2 separate regions of the Homo sapiens genome follow, and region 1 is linked to region 2. The links are chromatin contacts, found by Hi-C or POLR2A ChIA-PET in ENCODE. All regions are on one chromosome and are shown on one strand. Each heading gives the region's core, a stretch centred on a gene start or an enhancer-like site at or near the end of the contact. The rest is flanking DNA. Distances are from core to core; before and after follow the strand shown.

What was found. Hi-C counts contacts between places; a loop is a spot of excess contacts on that map. ChIA-PET counts read pairs that join two places held with the same protein, here RNA polymerase II (POLR2A). Pooled maps may share reads with other maps.
Region 1: a map of PC-9 shows a loop between it and region 2 (9-fold over the local background). The contact joins two enhancer-like sites. A Hi-C loop is called at or near these places in 5 of 168 maps with a recorded cell type or tissue (Caco-2, Calu3, DLD1 and 2 more) and 1 of 50 pooled maps. POLR2A ChIA-PET finds 5 or more read pairs at or near these places in 4 of 52 experiments (AG04449, BJ, CD8-positive, alpha-beta memory T cell and 1 more).

Annotation. Positions count from the first base shown.
Region 1 is chr10:87,631,244-87,637,834 of GRCh38, forward strand. No RefSeq gene overlaps it. Among named protein-coding and RNA genes, the nearest start is that of PAPSS2, 25 kb to the right of the region's middle. RefSeq lists an enhancer at 5,993-6,042. Within about 2 kb of position 4,633, at least 6 of the 41 ENCODE cell types and tissues checked have a DNase peak (open chromatin) inside an H3K27ac peak, as active enhancers do; they include PC-9, where a contact is called at or near this core.
Region 2 is chr10:87,584,842-87,591,237 of GRCh38, forward strand. No RefSeq gene overlaps it. Among named protein-coding and RNA genes, the nearest start is that of PAPSS2, 72 kb to the right of the region's middle. Within about 2 kb of position 1,475, at least 2 of the 41 ENCODE cell types and tissues checked have a DNase peak (open chromatin) inside an H3K27ac peak, as active enhancers do; they include PC-9, where a contact is called at or near this core.

The sequences.
Region 1 (6,591 bases), core at 3,383-5,882, 50 kb after region 2:
CGTAACCTAAGAATGATATGCTGAGAGTGGAAACCCAAAATGATGATAACTGAGAGTGGTGCTAAGGCTGTAAGTTTTGGTTATACTCTCACCTAAATGAGAACCTAACCAAAAGGGGAGAATTTTTAAACAAAATGATGGGAGACCATTATTTTGGATTGAGCTCAGGTAGTAGGCCACAACAGACCAGACCAAACCAAACCAAAATGGAGTCACTCATGCTAAATGCGACATAATCAAATTGAAATTTTAATGAAGCAGGTAGGTCCTAAAACAGGCCAAGTTTCGTTTTTCTCCTGTAAACAGGAGATTGCAGCACAAGAAGGTCCCCTCTACTGTAACCCTTACAAACATAGGCTGGGCATGGTGGCTCACACCTGTCATCTTAGCACTTTGGGAGGCCAAGGTGGGTGGATCTCTTGAGCTCAGGAGTTCAAGACCAGCCTGGGCAAATGGCAAAACTCCATGTGTATTAAAAAACAAAAACAAGATGCCTTTATTCCCACCTTGCAAAACCCACTGTTTTGCTATTTCTCAATGGGATTTAAGACAGCATAAGGATATTTAGCATGGTAGTAGAGTAACATCAATGCCTACAGTTTTGGTCAATCTCTCAAAACTGGGGAATTGCTAAATTAAATTTAATCCAAAGCGCCTACTTACATATTTTAAGTTTGACCTAACTTATGGTATCTTCATACTGAATAAACTGTAACCTAACTGGATGTATTAGTCCATTTTCATACTGCTATGAAGAAATGACTGATGTAATCCCAGCACTTTGGGAGGTGGAGGTGGGTGGATCTCAAGGTCAGGAGATCGAGACCATCCTGGCTAACATGGTGAAACCCCGTCTCTACTAAAAATACAAAACAAAAATAGCCAGGTGTGGTGGCAGGCACCTGTAGTCCCAGCTACTCAGGAGGCTGAGGCAGGAGAATGGCGTGAACCCAGGAGGCAGAGCTTGCAGTGAGCTGAGATCACGCCACTGCACTCCAGCCTGGGCAACTTGAGTGAGACTCCGTCTCAAAAAAAAAAAAAAAATTAGACTGGGTAATTTATAAAGAAAAAGAGGTTTAATGGACTCACAGTCCTGCACAGCTGGGGAGACCTCACAATCATGGCAGAAGGTGAAGGAGGAGCAAAAGCACATCTTACATGGCGGCAGGCAAGAGAGTGTGTGCAGGGGAGCTGCCCTTTATAAAACCATCAGATTTCATGAGACTTATTCACTATCATGAGAACAGCATGAATGCCTCCATGATTCAATTACCTTCCACCAGCTCCCTCCCATGACATGTGGGGATTATGGGAACTACAATTCAAGATGAGATTTGGGTGGGAATACAGCCAAACCGTGTCACTGGATTTGTAAACAGACTGTAAACTACTCTTGTGTTGATCACTGAGTTTTGGCCTATCAAAGGCGGCCAACTCTTCAAACCGCATTCAGATAAGGCAATTGCCAAGCTGTAACTGATCCAGCCAGTTTTGTACCTCATTTTCATTTTCTGTCTGTCACTTTCCTTTTTCTGTCCATCAATTTTCAACCATGTGGCTGCTCCGGAGACTCTCTGAACCTATTCAGGTTCAGGAGTTGCCAGATTTGTGAATCATTCTTTGCTCAGTTAAACTCTGTTTAATTTGTCTTAGGTTTTTCTTTTAACACTCAGTTGTAACTCTATTGCCTACATAAGTTGGAGAATGAATATGGCTCTGGAGTGACCGACTGACTGGCTTGCTCAGGACTGAGATATTTTCCAGGACTTTTGATTTTAAAACCAGGACAGTCCCAGGCAACCCCTGATAGTTGGTTACCCTTTTTGGGTATTGAAAGGCTCTGAGCCATACTATGTGACCATTCTATTTCATTAATCTTTCTATTCTGAATCCTTCCTCTGATATTCTGTGGCTAGACCTTATCCTGAGTTATAGACCTGGGAATAATGCCTTGAAAGTTAAATGGTTCCTTTGGATAAAGTAAGTCTATTAACCAAAGACAAGTCCATTTGCAATGGACTTCAGCTCTCTGAGTCTTTATTGAAGTCTTGAGCTCTCTATTAAAATCAAGTAATCTCTATTAAACACAAGTAATCACTGGCTGATTCAGGTGCTTTATAAATCTATTTTAATAATTTGCTGGAGGTTGTAAATTATAACAAGGTGAATGAAGCCAGTGATGAAGTGTTGTGTTGGGATAGCTTTCTCCCTGAGAGGAGAAACTGAGGCAGATAAGAACTGAGAAATGGATAGAAAATTATCCAAAGAAGTTACACAAATTGGCCAATAAACACATGAAAAATGTTCAATATCATTAGCCATCAGGGAAATGAAATGCAAAACCATGAGACAGCACTTCACACTCACTAGGATGACTATAATAAAAAAGACAGACAGTAACAAGTGTGGGGGAGGATGTGGATAAATTGGAACCCTAACACATCACTGATGAGATTCTAAAACGGTGCAGTCACTTTGGGAAACAGTCTGGCAGTTCCTCAAATGGCTAAACAACAGGTTGACGTATAACCTAGCAATTCCACTCCTCAGTGTATGCCCAAGAGAAATGGAAACACATATCTACACAAAAACTTGCATGTGTGTGTTCACAGCAGCACTAGTCACAATAGCCATAAGGTGAAAACAACCAAATGTTCATTGATAATGAATAAATAAAATGTGGTATATCCATATGATGGAATATTTATAAAATATTTCATAAAAGAAATACTGATACATGGTACAACATGGATGAACCTTAAAATACTACGCTAAGTGAAAGAAGCCAGACACAAAATGCCATATACTCTATGACTGCATGTCTATGAAATATCCATACCAGGCAAATCTATAAAGAGACAGTAGATTAGTGATTGCCAGACTCTTGGGTTGGGGGTGGGGGTTGGGAAAATTGTGGAGTGATGGTCAAGGAGTGCAGGAAGTTTAGGGGGTAATGAAAATATTATAAATTTGATTTTGATGATAGATGCACAACTCTGTGAATATACTAAAATTCATTGAATGGCACACTTTAATTGGGTGCATTTTATGCTATGTGAATTACATCTCAGAGCTGTTAAAGAGAAAGAAATAGAAGATTGTTCTGAGCTTTGCTTCTGTTTCATGGCACAACCAAGACCGCATTACAAACCTGACTCAACAAGGTTACGTGAAACTCAGGCTCAGCAAGTCCCCACCTCATCAGACTCTCTCTTCATGTCAGTGAGAAAAGTGCCAGGAATGTTAAGTTCTTCTTACTATGGGATTTAAAAAAGGAAGTGACCAGGTCACTATCTGTATTAGTCAGGGTTCTCCAAAGGGACAGAACTAATAAGATATATGTATATATGAAAAGGAGTGTAATAGGGAGGATTGGCTCACATGATTACAAGGTGAAGTCCTATGACAAGCCATCTGCAAGCCAGGGAAGAGAGAAGCTGGTAGTAGGTCAGTCCAAGTCTGAATGCCTCAACACCAGGGAAGCAGATAATACAGGCTTCAATCTGTGGTCAAAGGCCCAAGAGCCCCCAGCAAGGCACTGATGCAAGTCCTAGAGTCCAAAGGCCAAAGAACCTGGAGTCTGATGTCCAAGGGCAGGAGGAAGAAAAGAAAGAAGACTCAGCCAGCAAGGTTATTCCACCTTCTTCTGCCTGCTTTGTTCTAGTCACACTGGCAGCTGATTGTATGGTGCCCCCCACATTGAGGGTGGGTCTTCCTCTCAGTCCACTGACACAAATGTCGATCTCCTCTGGCAACACCCCTCACAGACACACCCGAAATAATACTTTACCAGCCATCTAGGCATCCTTGAATCCAATCAAGTTGACATCTAACATTAATTTCACAAGTCCACACCTTGTCAATTGGGCACCCATATACATCTCCTGAAATCATACTTAATCTCCAAATAAAGACAATAAGAAGGTCATAATTACACCTACCAGAACACAACTATTCTTCATACAACCGAAAGCACACTAATCTTTAACCTAAATGCTATTACATAAAGTTAGCACTTAAATACTGCTATGAAGTCAATAAATCTTATGTTACATGATAAAGGTAAAAGCAAGTAAATGAAGATATTTCTTCAATATGGGTGTAAACATGCACAAACATATTCTTAACAAAATAAACAGGAATTACAGTCCTCATTTCTGCAAGTGGTCATAGCTCATATTGATAACTACCTTCTTCTACTACACATTCTATATTCCCTTTGCCTTCAGCAAGCCCCTTAGCTGGTGATTTTTTACCTGGTGGAGTGAACTAAATCTTCATCCTTGAAGGGCCTGGGTTATTTGTAGTCATGCCTGGATTGCATTTTTATAGTTTCCCATTGATCTTAATCACAGGGCATGGTAATACTAAGAGATGGCCTAAGGAATCTCCTGTATTCCAGACATGCTCTTCTTGACCTCCATTGTGTAGTAGTAGACTGATTTTATCTTGATAGTTCGGGTCAATCACCCCAGTCAACACTGTAACTCCTCTTAGCCTGTTGACTTAGAGGCAGGAGGAGCCCAAAGTGGCAAGGTGATAGTCTTAACTTCCAGTTCAATTGAATCATTGTGTCTTCTGGTGGCAACATTCTTCCCTCTGGAACTAAGACCTCTAGGCCTTAATTGACAGCAGAATGTAACGTTGCAGGAACAGGAAGCAAACGTTTTGCTAATGAGTCACTAGGGGTGACGGTGAGTGGTGCCACTTTCACTTCTACCCCTTGATTCCTAGACAGGCTATGGGAGAAGCAGTTTCATACATTGAATGCTGATTCAGAGCACCCACCGTCTTCTGCAGAACTTTGTCCCAGGCCTGCAAAGTATTGTCACCTAGTTGGTGCTGTGATTGTGACTTCAAAAGGCCATTCTTCCCATTCTATCAAGCCATCTGCTTCAGGATGATGGGGAATATAGTAAGACCAGTGAATGCCATGAGCATGAGCATACTGCCACATTTCTTCAGCTGTGAAGTGAGTTCCTTTTTCAGAGGCAATTGTATGTGGAATACAATGATGGTGGATAAGGCATTCTGTGAGTCCATGGATGGTAATCTTGGCAGAAGCATTGCATGCAGGAGAGGGAAATCCATATCCAGAGTAAATGTTTATTCCAGTAAGAACAAACTGCTGCCCTGTCCATGGTGTAAGAGGTCCAATGTAATCAACCTGCCACCAGGTAGCTGGCTGATCACCCCAAAGAATGATGCCGTACTGAGGGCTCAGTGTTGGTCTCTGCTGCTGGCAGATTGGGCAATCGGTGGTGGCTGTAGCCAGGTCAGCTTTGGTAAGTGGAAGTTCATGTTGCTGAGCCCATGCATAACCTCCATCCATTGCCACCATGGCCATTTTGTTCATGAGCCCATTGGGCAATGACAGGGTTGGCTGGGGAAAGAGGCTGAGTGGTGTCCACAAAATGGGTCATCCTATCTACTTGATTATTCAAATGCTCCTCTGCTGAGGTCATCCTTTGGTGAGCATTCATGTGGGACACAAATATCTTCACGGCTTTTGACCCCTCAGAGAGGTCCACACACATACCTCTTCCCAAGATTCATTTGTCACCAATTTTCCAGTTATGCTCCTTTCAAGTCCCTGACCATCCAGCCTAACCATTGGCTACAGCCCACTAATCAGTATATAATCCCACATCTGGCCATTTCTCCTTCCAAGGAAAGTGCACGACCAGGTGCACTGCTCAAAGTCCTGCCCACTAGGAAGATTTCCCTTCACCTCTGTCCTTCAGGCATGTCCTAGAAAGGGGCTGTAGTGCTACAGCTGTCCACATTCAGGTGGTGTCTGCATACTGTGCAGTACCATCTGTAAACCAGGCCCTAGTCTTGTCTTCCTCTGTCAACTGATCATAGGGAAATCCCCATGAAGCCATGGGTGCAGCCTGGGAGAGAGAAGGCAGGGTGGTAGGAGTGGGGACCACGGGCATTTGACCCACTTCCTCATGTAACTCTCTTGTGCCTTCAGGACCTGCTCAAGCCCAATCATGTATATACCACTTCCATTGAATGACAAAATGCTGTTGTCCATACCCAACTTTATGGCTAGATGGGTCAGAAAGCACCCAGTTCATGATAGGAAGTTCAGGTCGTGGAGTAGCTTGGTGACTTGTAGTCAAAGGTTCAGTTTCCACCAAGGCCCAGTAACAGGCCAAAAGCTGTCTCTCAAAAGGAAAGTAGTTATCTTCAGAAGATGGTAGGGCCTTGCTCCAAAATCCTAGAGGCCTCTACTGTGATTCACCTATGGGGCCCTGACAAAGGCTCCAAACAGTATCCCTATCTGCCACTGACACCTCAAGCACCATTGGGTCTGCTCGGTCATATGGCCCAAGTGGCAGAGCAGCTTGCACAGCAGCCTAGACCTCTTGCAGAGCCTTCATTTGCTCTGGGCCCCACTCAAAACTAGCAGCCTTTTGGGTCGCTCAATAAATAGGCCAGAGTAACCCACCCAAATGAGGAATGTGTTGCCTCCAAAATCCAAATATGCCCACTAGGCCTTGTACCTCTTTCTTGGTTGTAGGAGGGGACAAATGCAACAATGTATCCTTCACCTTAGAAGGAATATTTCAACAGGCCCCTCAC
Region 2 (6,396 bases), core at 225-2,724:
TAGGTAAATGTTTTATATAATTAAAAAACAAAACTAAGTAAAAAAAAAAGAAGTAACCACCAAGATGAAAAAAAAACACAAACAAAATAACCAGTATATCAGGTTGATGACATAACTACACTGAAAAGAATTATTTCACATTAAAACACTGGATATTAGGGTATATACTAAGCAAAAAGAAGTGAAACATATTCGATAGTCTTATTTTTTCTCAACCTCCAAACATAGCAAAATCAGTAGTCTTATTATTGATGGTTATACTGTTTTATATTTTGGTACTATTTACATAAAATATGTTGTTAGTAACCTATTTTTTTAGCTGCAAACCTGAAATCAAAGATATTAAGTAAAACCTTTATAATCTTAACTTAAATTGGAAATACCAGTATAAGCTTGTGATTTTTTTCCTCTCTAAAAAATACGTATTTCATAGCTCTGCCCACTGAAAAGTTTTAAGAACCATGATAACCCAGTAGCAATTTCCAGATGATGTTCTCTAAATACCATTCGCACTAGAAGGAACCAGGACACCTTGAAGAAATGGCTGACTCCTGGTATGGGGCAGGAGTGTACAAAATGACCCTGGCACATTTTTGTGCTGAAAGCAAGAAAATGCTCACAGTCTGATGGGGTCATGTCAAAAGGACTGGAGCCAATCTGCAGGGACTTCTAACTGGCCATAGATGAGACAAATTAAGCACCAAATTTGATGGAAACTCATTGAACATAGAAAAATCTATGAGTTCAAAATAATGCTGAGTACCGAATAATACTATTTGTGAGTTCAAAATAATACTGAAAAATATACATATCCAAAACAAATTAAAAAAACTGTTCACCATCAGAGGTAGCTAGTGCTCTAACAGCATATTTTGAAAATTGGCCACTAAAAGGAAAGAATTAAACATTTACCTTGCTTGGCACCATTGTAGTTTTATTTGTGGAGCTGCCACACAAATCTGGAACTGCCCAACTTTTAAAATATTTTACATGCAAGAGAAACCCTAGGTGTTCGAGTCTCTTTATTGGGGTTTCTGTTTTACACAGTGGAACCTAATTGTAACTGATACAACATGTAGAAATGGAACTCTATTTTCTTAAGAAATGAGGTTGATTTCTTCACTACCAACTGAAATGAAGGCTGTTGAGACAGAAATAACTTGACAAAGATTTATTGGAAGCCAGATTTGATGATTGACCTGGGAAGACACACCAACAAAGTTGGGTGTATTCCAAAGTCCATTACAAGTTAGAATGTTTTTATCAGAAAGTGTAGAAGGGAGGAAGACTCCTCATTTTGGAGTTGTCCTTTTCATTGCAGGGTACAATGCAGAGATTACAACCGTTGGCTACAGATGACAACATATAGCCTAGAATGTTTTATGCACAAGGTTACCAGTAAAACGGAACGATTCAGAAACAAATTAATGTCCTTTTCAATGTCAGTAGGTTATGTATTAATCAGTATGTCAACACTTTGAGGAAACTCATGATAAGACTTGAGTAACCTACAATAAGATTCTTTAGTGAAGGATAGAATGTAGCCATGAGTCATAAGACCTTCCCTAGGTAATTTGGCAGCCTGCCAAATCCTACTTATTATCCCAAACAGCTAGAATCTCTTCAACTTTTGCTCACTGTATAGTTTCTTGCCTTCTGTCAATCCCCCTTATTGAAATAATAATTATAAATCAGGGGCACATAATTTCAGCTCAGAAAGCAGATTCCTGGTTCACAAGAATTAAGTACAGTTTTCCATGGCAGCCTTTCCATATTGAAAGATATAAACAACATTTTAAGGATGGTGGGGAGGAAAAGAGAAAGATGATGGGAATTTTGTGAAACAGTGACATTTGAGCAAAAATGGATGAAAGACCACACTCTAGTAGGCATGCTATAAAAAGAACGGGGGTATCAACTTCAGATTCATAATCAACTAATACTTAGTCAAGGATGTTCTGGGCCAGGCCTTTTGCTAAAGGATTTCCCATACATTTTCTGATTTAATCACCACTGATTTGATCTCAGGTCTCTATTTTTTGCCATGTGTTTTTTCTTCCTTCATCAAACTTTTATTAATTATAAATGAGATGTTGACATTTTGCCTTTTTTGTTGTTGTCATAGAGATGGGGTTTACACTATGTTGCCCAGGCTGGTCTTAAACTCCTGGGCTCAAGCAATCCTCCCACCTCAGCCACCCAGAGTGCTAGGATTACTGTTCATTTTGCCTTTTTTTTTTTTTTTAATCACCACCCTTCCCTGGAGGTGCTAATTAAAAGTAAAGTAGCCAGAAGCCACATTGGAGAAGCCTGTTGTGGATCCCCAACAATGTCTACGGCCCTGAAAGCTGTGAATACTTTAGGTTACTTGGCACAGGAGAATTAAGGTAGAAAATGGAATTAAGCTTGCTAATCAACTGACTTTGAGAGGGGTAGATGAGCCTGGATTATCCAGGTGGGACCAATGTAATCACAAAAGTCCTTAAATGTGGAAGGGGAGGTAGAAGGAAAGGTCAGCGTGATGTGTTGGGATAAAAACTCCACCAGCAGTCACCGGCTTTGAAGATGGCAGAGGGCCACGTTCCAGGGATGTGCATGGCTTCTGGAAGGAAGAAAGAACAAGAAAACACATTCCTCTCTAGAGCTCCCATAAGAGGTACAGCCCTGCCGACACCTTCATGTTAACCCAGTGAGACCCGTTTCAGACTTCTGGCCTCCAGAACTGTAAGAGAATAAATGTAAATTGTTTTAAGCCAACAAGTTTGTGCTAATGTGTTAGAGTAGTAATAGAAAATTAATGCCTCTGGGTATGGCTACAAATTGAAAGAAAAACACTCCACAGATGATCCAGTAGATTCGATGCCTCACAGGTGTGGACAGCGGAGTTCAATTCAATGGTGGCCTGTTGTACTGAACCCAAAACAATGTAAAGATTTAATGGGGCTGACAACAGCATTGGTGGGAAGCCATTCTTTACAGGGCGTAAAGGTAAGGGATGAGCAGGTCAGAGAAGTCTAAGAAGTTACTGGGGACATCGGGTGCAACTCGCGATTCCTAAAACCAGGACATGCTTTGACAAGGAGTTACTATGGTAGATCAAACTTTGACACTCATGTTCTTTCTATAATCCTAATCCTCCTTCCAATCCATGATCCCAGCCCCTAAATGAAGGTGAAGAATGTTACATTTTTTTTTTTTGTGGGTCAAATGTTCTTTATATAGAACACTTTAAAAAATGAACTTTAAAAAAAGGTTCAACGAGATATGTCTAGGTGTTGATATTTTTCCTATGACTTTTCGTTTGCTGGGTATATGATGGGCTCTTGAATTCTGCACACTGTGGTACATCTTCATACCAGGAAAGTTTTCTCTTATTATTAATTTATTGCTTTTGTTCTGACCTGTGTTTTAGGAATAAATATTATCTTTTTGTTGACTCTCTAGTGTCTGCCCTTTGTATTTATATTTTCGCCTCCCAGCTTTGGAAATGCTTCTTGGGAGGTCTTCTCAAGATATTCTCTGAATCACTGCTTCAATTTTCTTCCATCAATGTGATGACTTAATTGTGTGATTGTATTTATAGTTGTCTTGCAACAACTCCATTATCTCATACAGTTCTTTTGATATCTGATGCCATCTTAGTTCCTTTTTCATGTTTGTTGTCTTCTCCATATTTCATCTTTTATTTCAAAAGATCCACATCTTTCCAAATCTTTGAGAGTGTAGACGTATTGTTCTTTAAAATTAATTAGGTTTCCTGTAGAAGTATTTTCCCAATGTGTGTCCTTAGGTATCAGATTCTCTATTTGTATTTTGTAATGTTTCATAGGCTTCCCTCACCACTTTTTAAATAGTACCTTTGAAAAGGGAGAGCTGTATTCAGCTCTGGTCCATGCCTGTGATCATGGGGAAATGGTCAGTGTTCGAGCCTTCCATTTGCATCCTAGAGAGGACTACTGGAGATGCAAAGCAGCAAGCCCATCATTCTGATAACTTGTTGTTTTTTGCTTATTCATCTTTTCACTGGAAGAGATCAATCCCTGGAACTTTGGAGACTGGGCTTCTGAGCTTCAAAATGAACTTCCCCCCACTCCCTAGAGAAGACAAATTGCTAGCAATCTGCGGTTCAACCCATTTTCACCTCTCCCTCACTTAGAGCCCCTCGGTTATGTCTCTGGGCTTCTCAATCCAGGCTTTGGTACATGGACATTCTTCCTGATATCTAGCAGATGGCCTGAGCAGTATCTCTAGTTTCTAATGCCATTATAACTTTTTCATCTCTTTTATTTGGGTCCATGAGTATTTTAATTAAAAGGGGAGGAAGGGAAATCAATATTGCTTGGCTTCTGCCCTCTTGAAGCTTTGGCTGAGAATCAACAGTTGCTTTTCTGCTGGGCTTTCAGAAATTTCCCCTACTTTCTTACTTGCCTCAACTCCAAGATAGTGAACCATCTGCCCAGTGATCCTGGTTTCCCTTTCCCTTTGAAGTGGCCCCCTCATTCCATAGCACGTGCTTCATAGAAGTTCATAGAAGTTTCACAGGTTGGGCTCGTGCAAAGCTGACTCTGAGATGGAGACTAGGGTTGCCAGGGAGTGCTTAGACTCAACACCTGCGGAAGGGACTACAGGAAGCAAGATTAGGCAGAAGTCAACTGAGATACAGTCCCAAGGAAGGCCTCAGGCAACCCCATAAGGAGCTCTGGGGCTGGGATGGCCATTTAAACGTCCCGAGCTGGACGAGGGGCCAGGACTTTATATCCTCAAGTGATCATTCTTTGGATATGGGTTGCCTTGGAGGCGGCATGACCTTGAGTGAGGCAGTTTAAACAGGGCTGATGCTGAGGATTGTCCTCCAGCAGCACTCCCAGCAGCTGAGAAAATAAATCCTTCATTCCTGAAGGGGGATCGGGGTGATATAGCACAATGTTTACATAAGGCTGTCATTGGCTAAGACAGCCCAATACTTTGGCCTCTGGGATCTTCAGCAACTGAGCTGAAATAACACGGAGTGCCACCACTCATGAAGGTACAAGGGCAAGATTATAAACTTCTCATAATAGATTAGAGTAAGATAATAACCACGTGGACTTAAATTAGAACCAGAACTGTTTAGAGTACTTTAGGCTAAAAACATTTTTGATGACAATTGGTGAAGGAATTACAGTCTGCCACTAGATAAATATCCTCCAGCAGGAAGTGGTTAAAGCTAATTAGAAGTCACCTGTTTTGAGAGAATAAGAACTAATACAGTCTCCTGGATTTGCAAGGAGAATTTGTGTTGTCTCAATAATCTCCCTACGTGTTATGCCTTCAGGGTCTGAAAGTGAAATGATCACAAACTGTAAGGGCCTATGAACTAGATTAGTATTTTATTCAACTATGAGTGAATCCTCCATTTATGTACTCTCACTCTGTGATCAGCAAGGCCACAACAAAGGGAAACTATGATTTAGTGCTTGATACAGGCTTCTTTGGACAATTAATGACTAGTGACTGAAACAATTCAAATCAGGGGTTACAAACTCATACACCTGCAGAGGTCAAGGAGCCACATAGGGAGCAGAACAGCCGGTGTCTGCAGTGAACTACAACATGAACACTCTCATTAAGGTGTTTTCCCTCCCCAGCATCAGCTCCCCACTGTGTTGATGTGGGAACACCTGCCTGATCATTGGTTTTGAGGACATGCCACCAAATCATTTTTAAAAATTTTTTTATTATACTCTAAATTCTGGGATACGTGTGCAGAACATTCAGGTGTGTTACATAGGTATACATGTGCCATGGTGGTTTGCTGCACCCATCAACTCGTCATCTACATTAGGTATTTCTCCTAATGCTATCCCTCCCCCAGGCCCCCTCCCCGCAAACAGGCCCTGGTGTGTGATGTTACCCTCCCTGTGTCCACGTCTTCTCATTGTTCAACTCCCATGTATGAGTGAGAACATGTGGTGTTTGGTTTTCTGTTCCTGTGTTAGTTTGCTGAGAATGATGATTTCCAGCTTCATCCATGTCCCTGCAAAGGACATGAACTCATCCTTTTTTATGGTTGTATAGTATTCCATGGTATATATGTGCCACATTTTCTTTATCCAGTCTACCCTTGATGGGTATTTGGGTTGGTTCCAGGTCTTTGCTATTGTGAATAGTGCTGCAATAAACATGTGTGCATGTGCCTTGATAGCATAAATCATTTTTAAGAAAAGCTGGAAATCCAGATTTCTATATGAAATTCACAGATTTTTTTTAGTACAGGAAACTTGTTCAGATTTCAGAAAATGACAATGCTATATGAACCAAACAATAAATTTCTTAAGGTAGTATCAGGCCTGTGGGCTACCAGATTGTGACCTTTGAGTCAAGGTTTCATCAGAAACCTTTTTGGCAAGGTTAGTC